Regions from separate parts of the Homo sapiens genome. Here regions 1, 2 and 4 are each linked to region 3. Evidence: chromatin loops called from intact Hi-C (ENCODE). Cell type or tissue: MCF 10A. All regions are shown on one strand. Links, peaks and the distances in the headings refer to the core of each region. The heading gives the core; the rest is flanking DNA.

Region 1 (5,801 bases), core at 360-5,359, 340 kb after region 3:
AACAACACACTTCCAAATAACCCATAGATCAAAGAAGTACTTATAAGAGAAGTCAGAAAATATTTTGAACTAAATGATAATAAAAGCACAAAATATCAATATTTGTGAGATGTAGCTAAAACCATTCTTAGAAGAAAATTTGTAGAAGAAAACACTAACAAAGGAAGAAAAATAGTCACTTTCTGGTGCTCAATAAATTATTAGTTTTTAATCATTATTAATAGTATCATATACATAGCAAACTTAGTTTAGACAAATTTACAAAACGTGTGTGTCAGGGTAATGTTACCTATGGCATTCGTTATCAACAATTACCTCTTAAATTTGGCAAGGAATTTCATTAACATAGATTCCATTTCCTAGTGAAAGAGAAGAGCAAAGCATCTGCAGCTTAAAGACCTGGTTCCATCTTCTTCTTCTGCCATTTACTACTGTTCTGACTTTCTCTCTCTTGGTGGCAACTTTCTCAACTGTAGTGGAAAAAATGATATCTGCCTAATCTATGTCACAAAGTCACTCTAGAAAATAGAATGCCATATGAAAACGGACTTAGTGCCAAAAACAGTTAAGGCAATTATTCTTACTCATGAAGGAAGCTAGAGAGTGTTCCTGCTTCTTTTATATATTGCTTGTTTCACTGACGCTATCATTCTCTCTGATTTTTATATGTGGCCTTGAACTCAACAAAGGTTTATATTAAAGATCTTCTATGTAAATAATTGCAAAATTAGACCAGAAGAGAAACTAATGGGCAACTATGGCGTTAGAAGCTTGAACCACTTTCACAGCCTGCAACACCTGTTGAGTCACGTTCATGCTCCTAGGTGTAACATTCAGGGTCTCCATCACCTGGTTTCTCTCTGTTCTCCGGCCTCATTTTAACCTACTTAGCTCTAAAACTTTTAGACTGTTTCATGCCTTTGAATATTTAATCATGCAGTACCCACTGCCTTGAATGTTTTGCAAACTTTTTTTTTTTTAACTTGAAAAACCTGCTATGATTCCCTCTAGTTCTAGTTCCAGGCATCATCTTCCCCAGGAAGCTTTTCCCTAATCTCCTTAGGAGTTAAGGGCCCCTTCCTTCTACCCCCACAGAATCCTGCACAAAATACTGTCTTATAACCCCTGATATTGTGTTGTATTTTCTGTGTAGGAGTCTGTCTCATCACCCAGACTCTTGAGTTACACAAGGGAAGGACATGTTTTATTCATTTTTGTAGATTTAGTACAAAAGAGTACATTATAATAGGGTGCCTAGTGCATATTAAGAAATCAATAAATATCCATTACTTTCTTTAAAAAAAAATGAATTGCTTACACTTATAAATCTATTGAAAGTATCATGGCAAGAAGCAAAGCTCTTAAAAACCATAAAGAAATTATGAATTTTTCAGGGTTTTTGGAATGTGGTTGCCACTTAACATTCAAACTATTAATAAAATACTAATGTGGGTATAAACTGAAAACTCAGGTGTGTTTTTCTTTAAATAAATTTGGTGCAAGGAAATCTGTGATTATGTTGTTAAAATTGAGAATTAGAAAGCGGTTCTTCATTTAATGAAGAAGACTTTCTTTATACAAAATAAGCCATAAGATTAAATGGTGAACTGCTTGTGGACATTAAATTGACTAAAAAAGAGGTTTAAATTCCCATACAAGGAATACGTGATATGCACTAACTTATGTATATCTATATCTTAATAGAATGTGTTGGGCACGTCTACAAGATTTTCCTTAAAATGTAGAAGAAGCCTAGAGTATAATATTTAAGAAAGATTACATATTATTCCAGTTAAAACTTTCAAATTAGGATTGATTGCCAAGACTACTTCAACTCATGTGGGGAAATTGGAGGAGTGTTTTGACGGGGGAAAAGACAAAACAGAAAATGCCAGAGCCCAAAATAAGTTCCCCAGAGAAGCTGGGAGTCTTTGCCTTGATTGGATACAGACTGGGAACTTTCTCATTGCTTTGGAATTTGGGCTAACGTCCAAAACTGAGGGTAACCTGTGACAATTGCATTGCACATTCTGAAGAAAGGTACTTAGACATGTTCCCCACAGGATGTGTTAAGGTGTTGGCCAATCATCAAATATTGTCACTCCAAAGAACACATTTAACAGCCGGGAAGAAAATTGTAGGAAAAGAGAGCACTTTGGCACGGAAGGGTAAGCTGCTATGTGACTTCGTCTTGATCCAAGAGAGGAAATTGAGAGAAAACCCTCTGGAGCAAAGGTGGTGAGGACAGAGAGGCTCACTAGTGGGGAATACTGCCATCTTACAGAGTTCGAGAAATTTCCTCAGAGAGTTTGAAGGGTGCCCTCTAGAGCAGGACTTTGCAAACTTTCTGTGATAAAGGACCAACCTGTTTCAATTTCCAGTCCATCATGGAGTGACAGGTTTATAGATTTACTAGAACTGAATTTTTAGAAAAATGAAATGGAAACAATGTTCAGAGGTTACATACTCTGTATTGTAACATCAAATTGCTATAAAAATTTCTGAACAGTACTCTTAATTCCTGCACTTATTTTGTCATGAACTGGTAACAGACTGTTAAGAATCAACATGAGTGCTGAGACCTCAGAATAAGTACCTCTATCCTACATCAGAACTTCACCCAGAGATCTGGTTAAAATGACAATTCTGAGCACTACTGCCAGTCCAAGCTCTCTGCTACTAAGAGGCTCCTGGGCGATGCCAGTGCTCTGGTCGGGGGCATTCTTTGTGTCCAAGGCTCTAGAGAAGTGCAGGCCGATAGAAATATGATGTGAGCCACACATGTAATTTATTTTTTAGTAGCCTATTTAAAAAACAGGGAAAGGAAATGGGTGATTAATTTTACTAATACATTTTATTTAAGCCAATATATCCAAAATATTATCACGTGGTTGATATAAAAATTAGTGATGAGACATCTTGCTCTGTGTGTGCGTGTGTGTGTGTGTGTGTGTGTGTTTTAATACTAAAGCTTTGAGATCTCAATTTGGACTGGCACATTTCAAGTGTTCAATGGACACATGTGGTTAATGGCTTCAGTGTTTAGCCAGGCAGTGCTTGAATGTGGGCAGCACAGGGCCTGGTGCCTGACTCTGCAGGAGAAATCACAGGTATGAGGTGGCTGAAGATGCGCAGCATGACAGAGTGAGGCCAAAAGGCAGCAGTGCTTGAAGTTTGAGAACATGATGGGGGAGGATGTGTTCATTTTCCTGCAGGACAAGTAGCACTGTGCAAGTTAGTGCAAGTTATTTGAAGGGCCTCCCACCATTTCACAGCAAGAGGGGTGCATGCTGGAATGAAGGAATCCCAAGCACCTTCTGGTACAGGAGTCAAGGTTCTTACAAAAGATTAACGAGAGAGTGTTTTGAATGCATCAGGAAATGTTAAATGTATGAGTCCCTGAAAGGGTCTCCAAAGAATTAACAGAGGTACTTCATGAAAAAGACTTCTTGGAACATCTGTCCTACACAGGGCATTTGACAACAAAGAAAGACACAAATGCACTTGAGCTGGGGAGGAAAAACATTGATTTCAAGAATAAATTGAAGTTTTGGTATCTGATTGGGTTAGAGTTTTTTGATTCCTGAAAATAAGTTCTATAGTACTTGAAAGTAAACAGAAAGTCGTGGATCTGCCCAAGAGGTCGTTGAGGGGAGAAGAAAACTCTGACGGTAGTTTTGAGAAAGGTTGTGGAGAGAGACTGAATTTTTTTTTGTCCAATTTGATTTATTAAATCGACCATCATCTGTGTGAGCTCGTGTTGCAAAAATGACAACACAGATCATTTAAATGCTTTGTCGTTCACATCTCTACTCGGCAGCCTGACGCTGACAACACTGCCAGGCACATGAAGCAATCCCTCCAAGATACATTTCAGATATTAATGTTTTGGTATTGTTAAATCATATTATTTTTATTTCTATAAATTTATCTTGTTCCCCATGTTAATGGCAGAAAGTTTCAAGTTAAAATCAAGGGTAAACACATTGGCTTAGGACTCTGTCTTCTTCTGAAAGGCCTAAGCCAGGAAGGTGGATACAATTGAAGGAAGCCAAGAGAAATTGGTTAGCCTGCTACTGGCTGCAAAGAATAGAATCCCAGAGGCCAAGTATCTAAAATGACAATAGTAACTTCTCCCATAGCTAAGACTCACGTAGGGTGAATCTCATGGCTGGTTGATACTGTGACTCAATGACATTTAGGTTTTTACACAAAATATTTCTTCACTCTGCTATCTTTTGAGCTAGTTTCCTCTTTAGAATGGTAGCAAGAAGGCTATGCCAGATCTAAGCAGTATACTTATGGGCAATAATACCCAGGAGAAGAAAGAGTCACTTCTCAGGCTTCTCTTTCTCTCTCTCACTCTTTTTTTTTTTTTTTTTTTTTGAGAAGGAATCTCTCTCTGTCGCCCAGGCTGGAGTGCAGTGGTGCAATCTCAGCTCACTGCAACCTCCACCCACTGGGTTCAAGCAATTCTCCTGCCTCAGCCTCCCAAGTAGCTGGGATTACAGGAACATGCCGCCACGCCTGGCTAATTTTTTGTATTTTAGTAGAGACGGGGTTTCACCATATTGGCCAGCCTGGTCTTGAACTCCTGACCTCAAGTGATCCTCCCGCCTTGGCCTTCCAAAGTGCTGGGATTACAGGCATGAGCCACTGCACCTGGCCGCTTCTCTCTTTTTCTCAAATTTTTCTGACAGCCTCTCCCCCTGTCTCATTGTCCACAGTTAGATCACATGTCCATTCCTGAATTAATTACTGCAAGGGAAATAGAGACCAACGAGTAAATCTATATTCCAATGAGACTACCCCTGGAGTTGAGGTTCATGACTATGAGAAGGAAAGATGGATATGTGGACAAAATTAGATTCTATTAAAAAAAGAAAGAAGAGGCAATGAATGTCAGGTAAGCACCAATACTATTCACCAAATATCCTATGTAGGTTTCTAATCCAAGTAAAAGCATGCTTCCAATGGATAGAGATCTACCACATACTCTATGACAAACGTCTAAGCCAAACCAGGTTGTCCATGTGAACACAAACCTATTACTGAAACTGCTTCCTGGATAATATCACATTAAATTAAAACTTGGATCATGAAAAGGCTTTTGCAAAGACACAGTATTTCAGTGGAGGGACTTCGTAAAACAAACAAACAAACAAACAAACAAAAACCACAAAGTTCTCCCAGATACTCAACTGAGTTAATCTTGCATTGGATGTCCACATTTAATGTGTCACATTGGAGTCTTAAAGTACCTTCTGCTAGTTGTGTCAGAATTTTGCTTCAGAGTAGGATATAAAAAGAAAAAATATCTTCTTATAAATGTGATTGTTTTTCTGCCTTTGTTATAAATGAAAAGTTATGAACGTTTCAAGATGTACTTTCTTTTTAAGCAGTTAACTGTCAGTTTACTGTAGCTGGGCCCTGAGACAGAGATAAAGTCTTTATAAAACCTAAAACAATTTTAGAAGATTATTCAAACTTGTGGGTTTTTACACATATTTTTCCAGCATTAATTTGTTTCTATTTTTCTTGGAGCCGTAATGTATGGTTCTTGCTTTTCCAGTACACTACCTGAGTATAACAGTATGGTTAGAAGTTTCATTCTAACAGATCTGTTATTCTACATGGTGATAGCAATGGTTAATGCCAGACTAGTCTCCATACAAATAGTACTTGAGGAAAATTTTCTCTTCTTTCATTGGTAGTTTATATTAATATTCTTCACCTTGAATGCCAAATTTAGAAAAAAAGAGAAACCTCAGAAGAAAGACACTGTTTTCTCCCTTTTCTTA
Region 2 (5,801 bases), core at 454-5,453, 110 kb after region 3:
ATTATATAAGTAATATGCTTTTAATAGTATAAATGTTGTGTTAGGCAGTTTTCTTGCTATAAAGAAATACCTGAGGCTGGGGAATTTATAAAGAAAAGAGGTTGAATTGGCTCACAGTTCTGCAGGCTGTAGGGGAAGCATGGCGCTGGCATCTGCTTGGCTTCCGGGGAGGCCTCAGAGAGCTTTTACTCATGGCAGAAGGTGAAGCAGGAGCAGGCATCTCACATTGCAAAAGCATGAGTAAGAGAGAGAGGTGGGGGTGCGGGGAGGTGCCTCACATTTTTAAACAACCAGATCTCACCTGAACTTATCACCAAAGGATGATGCTAAGACATTTGTGATGGATCTGCCCCATGATGCAAACATCTACCATCCGGCCCCACCTCCAACACTGGTGATTACATTTCAACATGAGATTTGGTGGGGAAACAAATCCAAACCATATCAAACATGAAAAAATGAAGGTGACCCCCTACTCCCCAAAAAGAAAGAAAAATCACTCTTCATTTCCCTGCCCAGAGATGTCTGTTGTTAACCTTTTGGTAGGTTAACAACATCTTGTTTCTTTTTCGTCAGCTTCTTTTGCTTTTCTTCCTCTTCCCTCTTTCTGTCTCTGCCCATTACACACACACACACACACACACACACACACACACACACACACACACTTGTACAGTACATGCCTGCATGTTTCAAACTGCAGTGGAATTGTACTCTTTATCCCATATCATGAAAAATTTTAATGTCAATGAAAACTCACATCCAGTATTATTTCTAATGACAGTACAATGTTTCATTGTGCAATTATACTTCAATATAGCTTCCAGAAAAATTTAAAATATTATCAAGAGGAAGTATAGTCTTTAGGATAAAAGATAAAATGTTATCAAGATGAGGTATCGTTTTTAGGATGCCTCCTAATCCTCTTTATGTAGACTTGACTATGTCTTATAATCTCACTGCTTCATTTCCCACCCATAAAGCAGGACACTTTAAATCTACCCAGCACATTCCACTGGGGTGGTAGGTGGGATTAATTAATACTTTCAAAAATAATTTAGAAAGTGAAAATTGAAGGACTGACCTGAGACAAAAGTGTCAACTAAGAAAGACTGATCTTGAGACTCTGTTTACTTATCTGTAATATGGGATTCATATCAATATTATAGGATTGTAATGAGGATACAAATTAGGTGATAATAAGAAAGCATCAACCACTGACAATGACATCCAAAAAAGAATTCGGTGAACATTAGTATCCTGTCTGGGAGCTCCACTTTTTTACTCTAAGTCTTCCCTGTCTCTTCTTGCTTTGTCAATTTTCCCTCTTGTCCCCACCTCCGGTTCCTGGGAACCTTGTGTTTTCTGTCCTTCCTGTCAAAAGCTCAGCTTTCAGATCCTTCCTTCATCATAAAGTGTCAATACCTAGCAGGTGATTAAAGAACACTTTAACAGGTAGCGGATGTTCAGATGCCTGGAATTTTAGATATCTGCAGCTGGGTGGGGTGAGATAAGACCCAGTGAGTGGGTATTCACTTGCCTTGCTTACCTATTCATTTACCTTGCATGAGTCTACCATGATGACTGGTAATAGTGGGGTTGATATTCAGGATATTTAGCAACCAGTTCTTCCTCATCAGAATGGATGCTGACAGAAAACAAGTGATTTGGCCAGACAGTATGCACTGGCTGTGTGTTAACCTCGGTAAATCGTGTTTAACACACTCTTGTGGTCTTTACTTTGTTAACTGAGCTATTCACTTTGTGGTAGGGTCTGTGGAGCAGTAGAAATAATCTGAGATTTGGGCTTCCATTCAAACCCTGGCTCTGTAATGTCCTGCTTGTGTAATGTTGGCCACAATTTTCTTATCCCTAAAGAAGAATTATACTACCTACCTCATAGAGTTTGTTTGTTTTTGGTGAGGCTCAAAAGTAGTTTCTATAAGGGAATATTTTATAATGAGAAAAATGTGATAGAAATACTAGCTGCTATGATTCAGGAGTTCTTCTTTCTCTATATGTGACAAAGACAGCACCAATTATGCACCAAAGCTATAGATTAAAAAAGATTCCAGATTTAGTATAAATGATAGTTTATATTTTAAGGCTTAGTGAGATGGGGTAAAATGTATATTTCTGGGTACCCATAGCTCTTTCTCATCTATGAAATAAGACTGTCCTAAATCATTCTGAGCTTCCCTCTAACTCTTCAAATCAATGCTTTCAGGGCCAGGGCTTTTTATTGGGCAATTTCTTTGGGGGTTTGAGTCTTCTTTGCCAGGCTACTCGGACTCACTTTAATTGAGTGCAGCTGCGGAGAATTAGCTACCCGCCCCCCTCTCTACTTCAAGGCTAGGCTTGAACAATTCTGTTCTGAATCCATGAGTGGCCCAGAGAATGAAAGAGACAAAAGGTTTCAGGTTTCTCAATCAAAGTTTCCTGTGGTCCTACCCATACCAGCTATTGTGTGCTTTTTTCCCTGAATGACTCAACTCTGACCTGTCATGAAGTGTTTGATATTTATATTTCTGGAAATGGTTAGCCACATTACTAGGTAATAAGGTTGCAAATTCCAAGTCTCCCTTGTAGTCGAGGTCAGATGTTGTCCTGGGAGTGGGTGGGAAGGTAGAGAGGCCAAGATTGAGGCTGCTATGCTTAAGGGCAGATGATGAGATCAAGCCTGGCTGCCTGCATTATTCCCTGGTACTTATCTCTATTTTGGCAAAGGACCTCCTGAGCTCTTAGTTCAAGTTTTCTGGTCTTTTACTTAAATTTGCATGGCTCTTGGATCTTTTCAATTGTTATTATTACTCCATATTTAAATGGAATTTGCCTTAAAACATAAAATATTAGAGGCCGGGCATGGTGGCTCACGCGTGTAATCCCAGCACTTTGGGAGTCCGAGGAGGGCGGATCACCTGAGGTCAGGAGTTCTAGACCAGCCTGGCCAACGTGGCGAAACCTCGTCTCTACTAAAAATACAAAAATTAGCTGGGCGTGGTGGCAGGCTCCTGTAATCCCAGCTACTTGGAAGGCTGAGGCAGGAGAATCACTTGAACCCGGGAGGTGGAGGTTGCGGTGAGCTGAAATCGTGCCATTGCACTCCAGCCTGGGCAATGAGAGTGAAACTCTGTCTCAAAAAAAAAAAAAAAAAAAAAAAAAAAAGAATATTAGCCTGGAAAGAGAGCCACAGGATTAAACAATCCAACCTACTCCTTTGGAGTAGAGGTAATACACATGGAGAAAAGTTTCTTGACTTGCCCTGGGCTACAGAACTGCTAAGTGGAAGAGAGAGGTCTGAAGGGCCTGGTTTCCTGATTCTAAGTCTGTTGTTTTTTCAAGACGACTTTCTGTGCTAATTCCTGTTGGTGTGGTTTGCCCTTGGACACTTCTGATGCTCTCAGCTTCATCCATCTGTTTGTTCCAAATAAACACTATTATTCCCCACATACACACATCCTGGGACATTATCCACATACAGGAATCTAAAAGTGCTCAGGATGTGGCAAAACCCCAGGGAAAGAAGGAAGGGCAGGGGAATAAAAGGGATGGGAGTGAGGTTGCTGGGGGCAACTGAATTCACACTGGCACAATGACCGGTTCAGTCCTAAGTCAATCTAGTTAGGTACTTTAATATTTTAAGTCTTTCCTTGGGATGGCCCAGGGTGGTGGGCCAGCTCCCTCCTCTCTTTGCTCCTCCAATATATAGGCACCTGGAGCCAGAGGGTTTGTTAGTTTTAAGACCCCACCTACATTTCCTATCCTGGGTTACTGACACTGGCAGGGACTGACTTGTAATGGCAGGAGCTGGCTAATCAGTTGCAAGTTCCTGACATCTGGTAATGGAGAGGAACAAAGAGTGGGAGGCCAAATAGGGAACAGACAAGCCCCATGCGGGGTAAAGTGAAATAGGGCAGAAGTGGCTGGGCAGGAAGACCGAGAAACACACACATGACATGTTCAGACATATCCACATTCTCTCACACAGGAAGAGGTGGCGAAAGCCCACAAAAACTATGCTACTCCCAAACACCAGTCACTTCCCTGGTGCATCCATGAAGTTGACTAAACTGCTATACATTCCACTGCCTTAGAGGTCCACAACCCCGTTGAAGAGCTCAGAGTCTAAAGGAGGGAGCTCTTTGGAGCAGGGCAGTGGCTCCCAAGGCTGCCTGACCTTCAGGATCACTGGTGCCTCTTGTTCAATGTGCAGTTTCTGCAGTTGCTTGGTTCCTCTGAAAAGAACCTAACCACCTTTGGGCTTCTCTATTAATAAGCTATACGAGAGATTCTTAGGACAAGGGATGTTTGGGGAAACTGATGGGGAGAAAAGAACCTGGGATGTGGAACCACATGATCCTGTATTAGCTTTGTACTCTTGAGCAAGTGTTTTCTGAACCGAAAACAGAGGAGGTATAGTAATGAGTTCAAAGGTATAGCTCTGGAGCCAGAATGCCTGGGTTTGAAATCCTGGCTCTGTTTCTTATTAGCCTTGTGTCATTAGGCAAGTTATTTAACATCTTTTCCCCTCAATTTCCAATCTGTGAAATAGTGATAATGATTATAGTACTTTTCTTATTTTCGTGAAGACTGAGCTATGACTTAACTAACTTGGAAAGATACCTGGTTCATTGAAAGACTATACAACCATTTGCTGTTAGTATTAAATAGTGGATAATGATGTTATTTCCCATTTTGTTAGGAATTATGTAAGAGGATATAGATAAATTGCTTCATGCAAAGTTGATGCTCAATAAACAGTACCTGCTTTATTGTGAGCTGTATACATAAGAATGTTTACAAACATTGTCTACGTGGGAGCATATTATCATATTGTAAACTGAGTACGTAAGTACTGAAGAGACCTCAGGGAAAGAAGATCCTAGAGTCTTCTGCAAGCCTAATTTATAAGTCAGTGCATCAGCTGAGGCCATCAGGCTAAATTACAGCTGCTCAAAGGGGAGATGAGAATATCCATTATCTTATGAGTGGATCCATTGAAAGTAATGGCAAAAACCGCAATTATTTTTGCACCAACCTAATATGAAGGATAGTGTGGATGAGCAAGGCTCGAGGCAATTGTTATCAGTTCAAATCAACTCAGATCCTCGTGAAAAATCAAATGGATTTTAAAAACCTAGCTCATCGGAAAACTGCCAAAATGCATGAGAACAGCTCCGGAAATCCCATCTGTTTCATATTTACAGAACTTCTCGTTCCTTCAGTCTGGGCACAACTGACTCACTTTTCATTGTGTTCCTATGGCAGAGTGTCTTGTCATTTCCAGAGAAACCAGACAGCAGGTTTGATGTGGGTGAGAAATGCGCATGCCTGCTTTTGTAATTGGTAAGGCTGTCTAAGGATTTGATTCCTTGTGAGCCACATGGGAAAGGGATTATATAATTTAGCAAATTTACAAATATATATTTTAATGTGAGGTAATGATGCCCGGATCATAAACTATGCCTTTTCTTTTGCTCACAGGCACCGCTCTCTAGCCAGACTGCCCGGCTCTATTCTTGTCCCACTACTTAGTAGCCATGTGACTTTGGGCTAGTTACTTAACTTCTTTTTTTTTTTTTTTTTTTGAGATGGAGTTTCACTCTTGTTGCCCAGGGTAGAGTGCAATGGTGCGATCTCGGCTTACAGCAACCTCCACCTCCCGGGTTCAAGCGATTCTCCTGCCTCAGCCTCCCGAGTAACTGGGATTACAGGCATGCACCACGATGCTCGGCTAATTTTGTATTTTCAGTAGAGACGGGATTTCTCCATTTTGGTCAGGCTGGTCTCGAACTCCTGAC
Region 3 (5,801 bases), core at 529-5,528:
CGCTGACTCCGGGGAGCAGGCAGAGGAACAGAGGGGTCTGAGCACATCACACAGGCATATTTGGTTAGCTGTGCAAACAAGATGGATGACAGTGTCCTCTGTTTCTATTAAGCTTCAAAACTTATTTGGGAGATATGGATTTGGGAGCTGCACTGAGGCAGAAACAGAAGAGAGAGAAATGAAGAAATATTAACAATAATCCAGACATCCTTACTCTGAGGCATAGTTGAAGGGAATCAGTGTGGCCCAGGAAGGGTAATAGCACCAGGGATAACCACCAAATATCTTGTTCATTGGCCAAAAAAACGACGACGACGACAACAACAATGACAACAAAACACAACCCAAGATGTGTTGAAAAATAGAGTGGCTAAACCCAATTATTGCATTACTGTGTTTTCTGGCGAGATGGCAATAAAGAGTTGTGTGACCTCTATACATGGTCATCTTTTACAGAGTGATTTAGTTGTTTTTTTTTTTTTTTTTTGAGATGGAGTCTTGCTCCATTACCCAGGCTGGAGTGCAGTGGTGCAATCTCAGCTTACTGTAGCCTCTGCCTCCCAAGTTCAAGTGATTCTCCTGTCTCAGCCTCCCGAGTAGCTGGGATTACAGGCATGCGCCACCACACCAGGCTAATTTTGTATTTTTAGTAGAGATGGGGTTTCTCCATGTTGACCAGGCTGGTCTCGAACTCCTGACCTCAGGTAATCCACCTGCCTCGGCCTCCCAAAGTGCTGGGATTACAGGCGTGAGCCACCGTGCCTGGCCCAGAGTAATTTAGTTCTGTTATCATGTTAACTCCCAACAGCCCCCAAATTTAGGAAATGATTTTAACAATACTGTGATTTTTCTAGTAATAGCTCTGTGCAAAGCATTTTAAGAGGGAAATTGTCTTTAATCCTTATAGCAGTGCCATGGAATAGATAGTATCACCTCCTTTGTACTGAGGAGAACACAGAGCAGGGTGGTTCAGCCATGTTCCCGAGGCTGACTGCTTAACAAACAGCAGAGCAAGGGGCTCAGATCCTGCTCTGTTTGACTCCAAAACCTATGCTCATGGCTGAATGCTACTTCAGTCTTCACTCAGTAATTCTTTCTGAGAGGGTAAATCAACATCGTTGAGGATTAAAAACATGACTTCTATTGACGCGATTGCCAACTCTTGACAGACCATTAAGAGGAGCAGGGAAAAATATGTCGCTGAATATGAAGTTTGAAGTTTATTACGTTAGTTATCATTCAAATAGGTTTTGGAAATCACTTATCTAATTAGCTACGATGATTATTCGTCAGTTGTTTCTATGGATACTACTCATCTTATTACTCAAAATAGACACTCATTTATGTGCTTATTTCTGCACAGTCTAGTCATCAGCATCTGATAGTTCTGACACAGGAGGGAATCCTGTTTTTTTTTTTTTTGTTTTTTGTTTTTTTTTTTAGTGGGCCGTTTACTGGCTACACTGAGTCCTATCTTGTAAATACTCGTAATGCACTTCCTCAGGCTTTGAAGTAAGTGAATAAGCGCAGCCCTCATGGATTTCATAGCTCGAGAACAGTGTTTCTTAAACTTGGCTACACATTGGAATCACCTGGGGGTGATTGTCCACTCACAGAAATTCAGAATCTCTCCAGGGTAAGACCCAAATATCATTGATCTTAAAATCTTCCAGGTGTCTCCAATGGACATCTAAGTTTGAGCACACTGGCTCTTAGGGTAAACAGGTGCAAACATTCCTAAGCAAACATTCACAAAATTCTCTCTCCTCACAGGCATGCTAGAACATGAAACTGATTGGGTTGGACATTAGACTCACTGGGTAGTGGGGCGGGGAGGTGGGCTTATAGACAGACTGATGCCTGGCCCCCACCCTCGTCAGATTTTTAATTAAATGGTCCCTGGAGAAGGCTGTGCTTAGCGATCAGTATTTTTAAAAAGCCCCTTAGGCCACTCATATAAACAGCCTGGTTTTGAACCACTGAGTCACACCTACTAATCTCGAGAGAAGGCCCAAGGCTCAAGAGAATTATGTTTCCGTTGCATTAATTTCCAGTAAGGCCTGATGCTTTTCTTTTTTTTTGTTTGTTTTTGTTTTTGTTTTTGTGACAGAGTCTCGCTCTGCCACCCAGGCTGGAGTGCAGTGGCGCAATTTTGGCTCACTGCAACCTCCACCTCCCGGGTTCAAGCGATTCTCCTGCCTCAGCCTCCTGAGTAGCTGGGATTACAGGCATGGGCCACCATGCCTGGCTAATTTATGTATTTTTAGTAGAGATGGGGTTTCATTATGTTGGCCAGGCTGGTCTCGAACTCCTGACCTCCAGCGATCTGCCCACCTCGGCCTCCTAAAGTGCTGAGATTACAAGCTTGAGCCACCATGCCAGCCAGCCTGATGCTTTTCAGCAGACATCTTCCTGGTTCTGAAACGAAGAGATGAAGAGTGAAAAATTCAATTTAAATAAGATTTTCCAGCAGTGTAGGGTTGGGGTGGAGCTCTAAAACCATCTTGCCAGCCTGAGTTATTGAATACCAATGTCAGGAATAATTGAAGCAGCAGCACAAGGGGTATCTGTGAGGGGCGGAAAGGTCTAGTTTAGTTGATCTATTTGACCTTGTTTGCTAGATGTGAAGTCTTCTTTTCCTCGCAGAAATGAAGAGTTTAAAACAACAACAAATCAATGACCATATCACATTGTATTGGAATATTGAAAATACTCAGGCTGCTTGATAATGTAAAACAGCCATACTTATATTAATTATTCAATAATAGGCAGCTATCTATATTTTGAACTTTTTCCTATTGTTTCAGCTAGGAGCAATTCTGCTTCTCACACGTGTAGCTTGCTTGTCTGTTTCTTTTCCCTCTTTAGACTGTAATAGTGCTGAGTTCACCATGGCCCCTTCATCATAATGAGAAAGAACTTTTCTAATGACTCAGAGATTTCTAAATTAAACCTAAAATGTTTATTACAAAGATGCTGGACACACATTATGCATCGCTGTTGCAATACAGTAATATAATTCAGATAGAAATTATCTTTGCAAATGGCAATCAATTTTTGCTACTACTTTTTGCATTCTTGACAATCTAGTCACTGGGCTGTGGAAAAGTGCTTTTACTTGATTATTTACACTGTTGATAATCACTGTGGTTTTTGGCAGAGCTAAGGCATTATTTCACAGACCTGCATTGCAATAGGGAACGGGTGTAACTTCAAAATACTGCCAAAGTTCCTGTGGCTTTAGCCGACACCAAGGAATGTACAAACTCAAGCACAATTCTTAGGAGACTTCATTCTTTTACAGTGGTTTGCCACAGGGCAGTCCACATGCAGGGACAAGTTAAACAAATATGGTCCCTGGAGAAAGTGGGCTCCCCTGTAGCCCAAGAAGTCTACTGCTGTGGAGGTCTTCAGGAACTATCTGCATCTCCCACTTAATGCCCAGGACACATATCCTCCCACTTAGAACTTTGGGTTTAAAAGGGAGGAAACATATTTTAAAGTATTAGATAATTCAAAAACCGGCCAGGCACAGTGACTCACGCCTGTAATCCCAGCACTTTGGGAGGCCGAGGTGGGTGGATCACCTGAGGTCAGGAGTTCGATACCAGCTTGGCCAACATGGTGAAGCCCTGACTCTACTAAAAACACAAAAATTAGCTGGGCCTGGTGGCAGGTGCTGGGAGGCTGAGACAGGAGAATTGGTTGAGCCCAGGAGATGGAGGTTGGTTGCAGTGAGCCGAGATGGCACCACTGCACTCCAGCATGGGTGACAGAGACTCCATCTCAAAACAAAACAAAACAAGACAAACGAAAAAACAAAAAACAAAAAACAACCCCGTGGTGCCACTGCACTATTTTCAAAGGGAAAAAGAGCCACCGCTCCAGGCTGAATGTTTTCTTATAGATCATATGCTGATAAAGAAATGAACACAGACCTGTAATGTGGCAGATAACCTTTTGCAAGCGACTGCAAAAGAATAAAGAAAGATAGAAGCAGCGGAAAGAGCTATATTAAATGACTGCCTTATCACTCTTAGACAACTCCTACCTTTGATTTTTAAAAAATTTAAACATTTCAAACAAATCGTTATGCCATAGTGGGATGCTCTTGGGAAACACAAAAACAACAACAACAACGACAACAACAAAAAGAAAAAACAGACTCTGACTAGTCCAAAAACATCTCAGCAGGCAATCTAAGGACTAGAACTGATTTAATTTCTTTCAAAAAACTCTCCTCTATCATAACAAAGGTGTCAGTTATAAAGGGGAACATCTGTTTTGCTAGACCCTAAACTAAAACCTCTGATTCTTTTCACATCAGTCATTGAACAGCTGTCAGATATATGAACAAGTTTTAGACACCTGAGAATTATGACTTTGAACACGTGACCTAGAGATCCTCTGCCCCTGTTATCACTTCCTTGGGCCACCCGCCATGGCAGACTACACAGTCATTATAGAAAATGCCATCACCCAGTTTTGTTTGAGACTACACCAGCATGTGTTCAGCATTTTGAGTATTTTTCTGATTTAAGTAGCACTTATTCCTGATTGCTTTTGGTCTTGTCCCTGTCCTATTTTGTGATACTACTATCTGCCAGCCACTAAAGTCAGAAATTGTAATTATCTTTAATTTACTAACCCTGGCTGATCTTTGGCCATTGTGGCTGGTGAATTCTTCTTTTCTTCTTGTGCGTTACCATTACCTGAATTCAGGCTGGCATTATTACATTATCATCCTCTTTGAATAGCTAAGGGGCATTTTGGCTCCTTTAACTCGCCACCCATTCTTCCCTTTACTGCCAGATTTTCATCTTAAATCAGAGATCAAATAATCTCATTGCTATGTTCAAGTTTTTCCATGGTTCCCCACTTGTCTTCAAATTCCTTATCATGTTATTCCTCACTACTCATGTTAGTAGTACTAACACTACTCATGTTAGTAGTAGTCTTCTAACACTACTCCACCTGGCTCTGCTGCTCCACTGAAGACCCTTGATTATAATCTCAGCTCCAGCTCTGCCTGGTGATTTTTCCTTACTAACAGCGTATGTAGAATCCTTCCATGTTTGTGTTAATACACAGTTGCTCCCGCTTAGGACTCCATTCTCCTCTTTCTCCTGCCATCATAATACACACCTCTTAGAAGGCTCATATCTAATGTCACCACAGAGAAGTCTTTTCTGCCTCAAGAAATGGAATACTTCGGCCGGGTGCAGTGGCTCACTCCTGTAATTCCAGCACTTTGGGAGGCTGAGGCGGGCAGATCACGAGGGCAAAAGATCGAGACCATCCTGGCCAACATGGTGAAAACCCGTTTCTACTAAAATCAATAAAATAGTGTGGACTTACATACTTTTATATGAGCTTCCTACAGACCAGAATTGCATCTTCTTCATCCTTCTGTGCTCAATATTTGGCCCTCTATCTGTACATTGTAGGTGCTCAGTCAGTGTTATATTGAATTAGGATTACAGAGCACTGGCTTTCTGTGTGGTAGTTCATGGGAAGCTTCCTGCTCAGTGCCTATCAGGTGTGCCATTGCGTGATATATGAGTTGATCTGAATGCCCCTTGAGTTCCTTGTGAGCTTAAAAATTGGAGGAATATGTAATCCCAGCACTTTGGGAGGCCAAGGTGGGCAGATCACGAGGTCAGGGGATCAAGACCATCCTGGCCAACATGGTGAAATCCCATCTCTACTAAAAATAGAAAAAATTAGCCAGGCGTGGTGGTGCGTGCCTGTAGTCCCAGCTACTCGGGAGACTGAGGCAGGGGACTCTTTTGAACCCGGGA
Region 4 (5,801 bases), core at 313-5,312, 300 kb after region 3:
GGAAGTGAGCCTGAAATGTCCTGCAGTTGGTACAGACCTGCTGCCTGCTCACATTTGCACCTCCTAAAGATGATTGCACTTTGGAAGGAAGATAGCCACCTAGGTGATTTAAGTGGTTGTCCCCAGTGCTGCCATTTTGAAATCAGGGAAAGGGATCCCTGAGGGCCAGGCTAGAGGTGAGAGGAGAGGACTACAATTCCATCACCCTCCTAGAGTGGCAGAAGGAGAAACGGTGTCCAGGATAACTAATGCTGACTAGTGGCCTTAGGGCGAGCCCCCATTTTCATGAACTGCCTGAGTCCAAGGGAGGAAAAAGATGCCCCAATAAATCACTAATGCTGTGTGTTTTTTAAAAATCATCGATTGACAATAGAGAACTTAGAGGAGAGTAAGGTTTCTTATAGAAAGGTAAAGAATTGTGGCACTTCTTGCATCTGTGTTGTTGAGGAATTTCTATTTGTGATACACTTATCAAGCATCTTTTTCTGTCCTATTCCTGGTGCTAGACAGATGGAGAGAATCATTGCCTTCCCTTAATTAAGGGAATCTAAGTCTAGTGGGGAAGGTAGACAAACAGAATTACAACACTAAAGGAAGGGTTCTCTACTAGTCTTATGAGTACCAGGCAGGGACAGTGCAGAGGAATGGTGACTGAATCTGCTTGAACCCTGGAGAAAGGGTATGGGGGAGGAGAAAGGAAAGGCAATTCAGTGAGGGATCAGCATCTGCAAAGCCACAGAGCTGTAGAAGGTTGTCGTGTGTTAGGAACAGGTGAGACGTTCAGTGTGCATGAAGGTGGGGCTGCGGGGTACCTAGTGTGAGGTGGTAAAAGTAGATGCCTTCCCAAGGCCCTAATTAATGAGTATCATCAATTTCAAGAGTATTTCAGATTAGTCTCTGCTCAGGGAAACATGAATGGCTGCAATCTTACAGCTCATATATGAAAGACACTTGGTAGAGGAGCTTCCCCAATTTGGTAATACTAAACATGTACATGATATTGTCAATAATAGGTTGTGAAGCTGAAAGAAATTCTCTCAATTATCATTAATAATAAACAAATTTTGATTAACCATGTTACAGGAAAAATGGAATGATCTTTCTAGTTTCTCTGTAGGAAAGGATATTACAGAATTTTGTCATAAAAAGAAACAGACTCTGCAGCCAAAAATGTAGAATACAGGCATTTAGGGAGACTTGTTAGAACATCAGTACAAATCTTATGTTATCGATACCAATTCATACAAATCTGTTATTTGTTTCTGGGTTTTGTGATATTTCTGGTATTTGTTGGCTTTTTAAAGCTGATATTTTTGCATTTTTCTTTTCTCATTCTGAATAAATATTCACTATTGACTTACTTTTTATAATTTTTCATACAGAGGGCATCATAAATTGTATTAGCTTCTGGTCTCCCTAAACCTCTGTTGGCCAGCAGACAGGAGCTTAGACTAGAAAGGTAGGTTGCCACCAATCTGGAGTCCGAGACTCACAAGATGGTAGAGGACCTGCATGTCCACCTGAGGCTTCCTGTCCTCATCTTACTAAAGAAGAAACTGGGCCCAGAGATGTCGAGTGACTGCTGTAGGTCTCAGAGCCTGCTGATAGCAGAGCCAAGAGTTGGATTTATCTTTGGCTTCCCTAACATGTCTTCCTTATGTCAAGCTCTGCAAAGGGCAAGCATCGGGTAGGAGTCACAAATACGTTGACTCACTTGTTTTGGCCGGTACAATGTTTAAAAAATAACCCAATGTCAATGCTTTTAGGAGGGACTTGCACTCTACCATTCATAGTTTCTTCCATTCCCATCTCCTTACAGCAAGGTGAGGCATGTACTCGCCCTGTGTCACCTGAGAAGGTATCTGGGTTGGGGCAATGGTACTTCCAGAGCAGAGGGGTTTTGAGGCTGTAGGCTTGAGACATTCTCCTCCTGTGACACATTGCTAAGAAATGTGGTGTTCCAAAATGAATCTGCCACAACATCATCTGTCAGCAGCTCTGGTATTTGAGTTCCCGAGTAGGAAAAGAACAAAAGCCACATTCTACCTGTCAGCAATCATGAAATGGTAGGAGGAACTAGCCATGCTGGCTGGTTTGTGGATGTGTGATCACGGGCAGGGAAAACTGGAGGAATGCCAACTCTTTGAGGGAGAAACGCTGCTTGTGACAGCAGCAGACCCACTCAGAGCATATTTCAGCAAGGGGCTGCTTGTATTTAGTTTCAGCCCTTGACCGCACCGTATCTGGCAACTTAAGTTCCAAAGAAAATACAATATTTCAGGTGTTCTTAGCATAACAGTGGACCAAGAGTGGGTATGTTTTCAGTTACAAAAGCAGCTAAAACTTCAATCTCAAAAAACAGGAATCCAAACCATTACATTGCTATAAAATTCTGGCTAATGGACATAGGAAACAGTCTTGTTAGCTGTTGCCAATCCACACCAAGAAATCATCTAAAAAGAATGGTTGTGTATTTGGTCCAGTTCAGTTCTCTCCTGATATCAGACTCTAAGGCCTTCTATAAAGCAGTCTAGACTATTTTACTTGGGGACATATCTAAGGATTTAGCATATATTACATATTATGACCTTTTATATTGTTCTTAACAAAGTCTACATTTATCTAAGACTTAACTATATGCATGGGCTTTACATTTATTATATCAAATTCATGTAACAATCTTGCACTCTTTTCATTTTATAAATAAAGTATCTGATGCTCAGAGAGGTCATATCTTGTATATGATACCGTGATGCAAGACCACATATTTATCAGCAGAGCTAGGACTAGAGCTCAGGTCTCTTGTTCCAAAGTCATGACATACTCCTGCCTCAACACAACTGCCATAAAGAAAAGCTCAAACCAATGTGTACCAGTCAATGTGACTCCCCTGAAGGCTTGTGTTGCACCCAGGTATGGTCCATGGGACTAGGGTCATCACCCTTTAGGCCGGTTGGTTGCATTCACTCTAGGTTGTCTTGCTGAGCTTGCAAGGATTGGCTGGGCAGCTGCCATAATGTCCAATGACTGCCTGCTGCTGAACATAGTTATCTTTTTCCTTCTAGGGAGATGTGGAGCACCAGGGAACAGGTTCACTGAGCCACCTTGTGTCCATCTCTGGGGACTGCATCTTCCCCCACATTCTAGCACCTAAAGATATAGGGGACTCCATCTTCCTTTGCTACCACCATTCTTACATTCTAACCTGAAAGAGACTTTGCCTACATGCCTTTGGTTTTCATCAACCTCCCAGTACCAGCTTATACCTTTGGTGGACAGACTACCTGCTGTCTTAGGACTTGGGGTAATTTATGTAGATTACCAAAGAATATTTTAAATAGTTGGTCGTCACAAACTCTAAATTCTAGGAGAAATTCAGGCTCTGTCCTCTCAACTCCCGTCACAGTCTTGCAAGGAGAAGGAGCTCAGACATGAACAAAGACAAAATTGAATCTTCAAGGACACACAGTGTTGCTTCCCAAAAAGGGGGCAGAAATTTTCAGCAGGAATTGTAGTGATCATAAATAGAACAGAGGAAATTCTCTGAGTCACTTTGGATTCTATCTTTCATCTTTAATTCAGCCATTGTGGAAGCACATACAAAATGATTACATAGTGGTTAAGAGAGTGTGCTCTAAATTGGAAGCATTGGTATGAACTCATTTCTAAAATAAATGTATGTGTATATACATGCAGGTGTGCTCAGGTAAATGTGTGTATGTGTGTATACATATGTGCATATGCATATTGTAAGTGTATATGTATATTTGTGTACATACATATATACATGCATCTATTTCCCAACTCTAGCTGCTGAAAAGACCTAGAAGAAAAAAAAAGTCTAGTAGCAATGAGCACACCTAGTACTCAGATTTTGTCCTCTAATACCATTCTCTACTGAAAGAACAAGGGCTCTTCTCCTCAGAGAAGTGACTAAATGTAGGCCTGGGACAGGGAAAGTTCTAGAAGCTAATGAAACATCTTGTTATGTCGATGAGAAGGGAAGTGTTAAAAAAAATGCTGAGGGCATGTCACAGGAAAAGAGCTGGCAGGAAGTGGCTCCTGTTGCCCAAAACTGAAACAATTTAAATACCAAAATATATAAGGACAGTATGACCATAAACCACTGAAGAAAACAGGAATCCATGAATCTGAACTAATTTATTTAATAATTAGATAAATAAATAAGTGAATAAACAGAGGAAAAAGGAGGACTCTTGCTTGTTGTAGAATGCCAGGTGCTGACTGGTAAATGTGGAGAAACTGCTGGAGTTAGAAAATTATTATTTTATAGCTGTCATAGTCAAGATTGGTCCAGGGCCAAATTACCAATGGATATTAAATCTAAGGAAGAATTTTGATGAGGAGCAGGATATTTTTATGTTTTTAAACTGACTCCCAACAGATTGCCTATTAGTTTCAAGGGAATAATTATATCTACACAGTGTAGAAATCAGACAATGCCTTGATTAGGTAAACAAAATAAAGAAGCAAATAAGCTTTAAAAAATTTTTTAATTTGAGGTGGAGTATCACTCTGTCACCCAGGCTGGAGTGCAGTGGCACAATCTCAGCTCACTACAATCTCTGCCTCTTGGGTTCAAGTGATTCTCCTGCCTCAGCCTCTCAAGTAGCTGGGATTACAGGCATGCACCACCACACCCAACTAATTTTTATATTTTTAGTACAGATGGAGTTTCACCATGTTGGCCAGGGTGTCCTCTAACTCCTGACCTCAGGTGATCCACTCACCTTGGCTTCCCAAAGTGCTGGGACTGCAGGCGTGAGCTATCGTGCCCTGCACAAATAAATATTTTGTACTTCCAGGATATAATACTACGAGAAGAACACAATATTACTTGTGGGGTATTCTGGCTGGATGTATAGCATAAATGTAAGTATAAGGAAACTTCAAAAAACTGAAAATTAGATATTTTCTGTTAGAAAAAGGAGGAAGGAACAGTATTCTTTTTTTTTTTTTTTTTTTTTTTGAGACGGAGACTTGCTTTGTTGCCCAGGCTGGAGTGCAGTGGCTCGATCTCGGCTCACTGCAAGCTCCGCCTCCCGGGTTCACGCCATTCTCCTGCCTCAGCCTCCTGAGTAGCTGGGACTACAGGCGCCCACCACCACACCTGGCTAGTTTTTTGTATTTTTTTTTTAGTAGAGACGGGGTTTCACTGTGTTAGTCAGGATGGTCTCGATCTCCTGACCTCTTGATCTGCCCACCTCAACCTCCCCTGTATTTTTTAAAATGTCAATGACATTAAAAAAAGAAAAAAAAAAAGAAAGAAAGAAGGCTGCAGAAATGTCCCAGATTAAAGGAGACTAAAGAAAGATGACCAGTGCAATACCTGATTCTGCACTGAATCCTGTACTGGAGGAAAAAAATTATGATATAAAAGACATTTTTAGGCCAATTGGAAAAATTAGACTATGGACATAGTCTAGATTAAATAGATTGGATTAAAATTTTATGTTAATGTTAAGTTTCCTGAATTAGATAATTCTGCTGTGATTATGTAAGAGAATCTCTCTCAGGAAATACACATTGAATTATTTAAGGGTAAAGGGGCTTGATGTATTCAACTTCCATATGGCTTAGAAAAAACATATCATATATAATATCTTATGTATTTTAATATCTATTTATTAGATTATGTAATATGTGTTGTATAATATAAAATTTTATTTATGTAGATAGAGATGAGATGGAGAGTGCAAATGATAAAGCAAATAGGGTAAATATTAACAGATAAATCTGAGTAAATAGTATGTCAGTGTTCTTTGTACTATTCTTATTCT

The links. A loop is a pair of places that touch in the nucleus more often than their neighbours do. Peaks named below come from ENCODE experiments on the same cell type or tissue, not always from the same donor. Only the 100,000 strongest peaks of a DNase experiment are listed, where the experiment ranks them.
Region 1: a loop joins it to region 3, with 2.3 times the contacts of the local background. A loop is called at or near these places in 7 of 110 quality-filtered maps.
Region 2: a loop joins it to region 3, with 2.0 times the contacts of the local background. A loop is called at or near these places in 8 of 110 quality-filtered maps.
Region 4: it touches region 3 in a loop (9-fold over the local background); 4 of 110 quality-filtered maps call a loop at or near these places.

Annotation. Positions count from the first base shown.
Region 1 is chr3:177,814,829-177,820,629 of GRCh38, forward strand. It overlaps LINC02015 (long intergenic non-protein coding RNA 2015), which reads left to right and starts at 2,037. Exons shown (of 3, transcript NR_110826.1): 1 at 2,037-2,168. In MCF 10A, for the core only: a CTCF peak has its summit at 2,305 (motif pointing left); a DNase peak (open chromatin) is centred at 1,993.
Region 2 is chr3:177,587,638-177,593,438 of GRCh38, forward strand. All of the region lies in intron 2 of LINC00578 (long intergenic non-protein coding RNA 578), which reads left to right. Among named protein-coding and RNA genes, the nearest start is that of LINC00578, 150 kb to the left of the region's middle. RefSeq lists silencers at 1,310-1,510, 2,310-2,510. In MCF 10A, for the core only: no CTCF peak of the experiment used is centred there; DNase peaks (open chromatin) are centred at 2,484, 3,944 and 5,254.
Region 3 is chr3:177,475,468-177,481,268 of GRCh38, forward strand. All of the region lies in intron 1 of LINC00578 (long intergenic non-protein coding RNA 578), which reads left to right. Among named protein-coding and RNA genes, the nearest start is that of LINC00578, 36 kb to the left of the region's middle. In MCF 10A, for the core only: no CTCF peak of the experiment used is centred there; a DNase peak (open chromatin) is centred at 3,204.
Region 4 is chr3:177,774,837-177,780,637 of GRCh38, forward strand. No RefSeq gene overlaps it. Among named protein-coding and RNA genes, the nearest start is that of LINC02015, 39 kb to the right of the region's middle. In MCF 10A, for the core only: a CTCF peak has its summit at 3,084 (motif pointing left); DNase peaks (open chromatin) are centred at 1,975 and 3,095.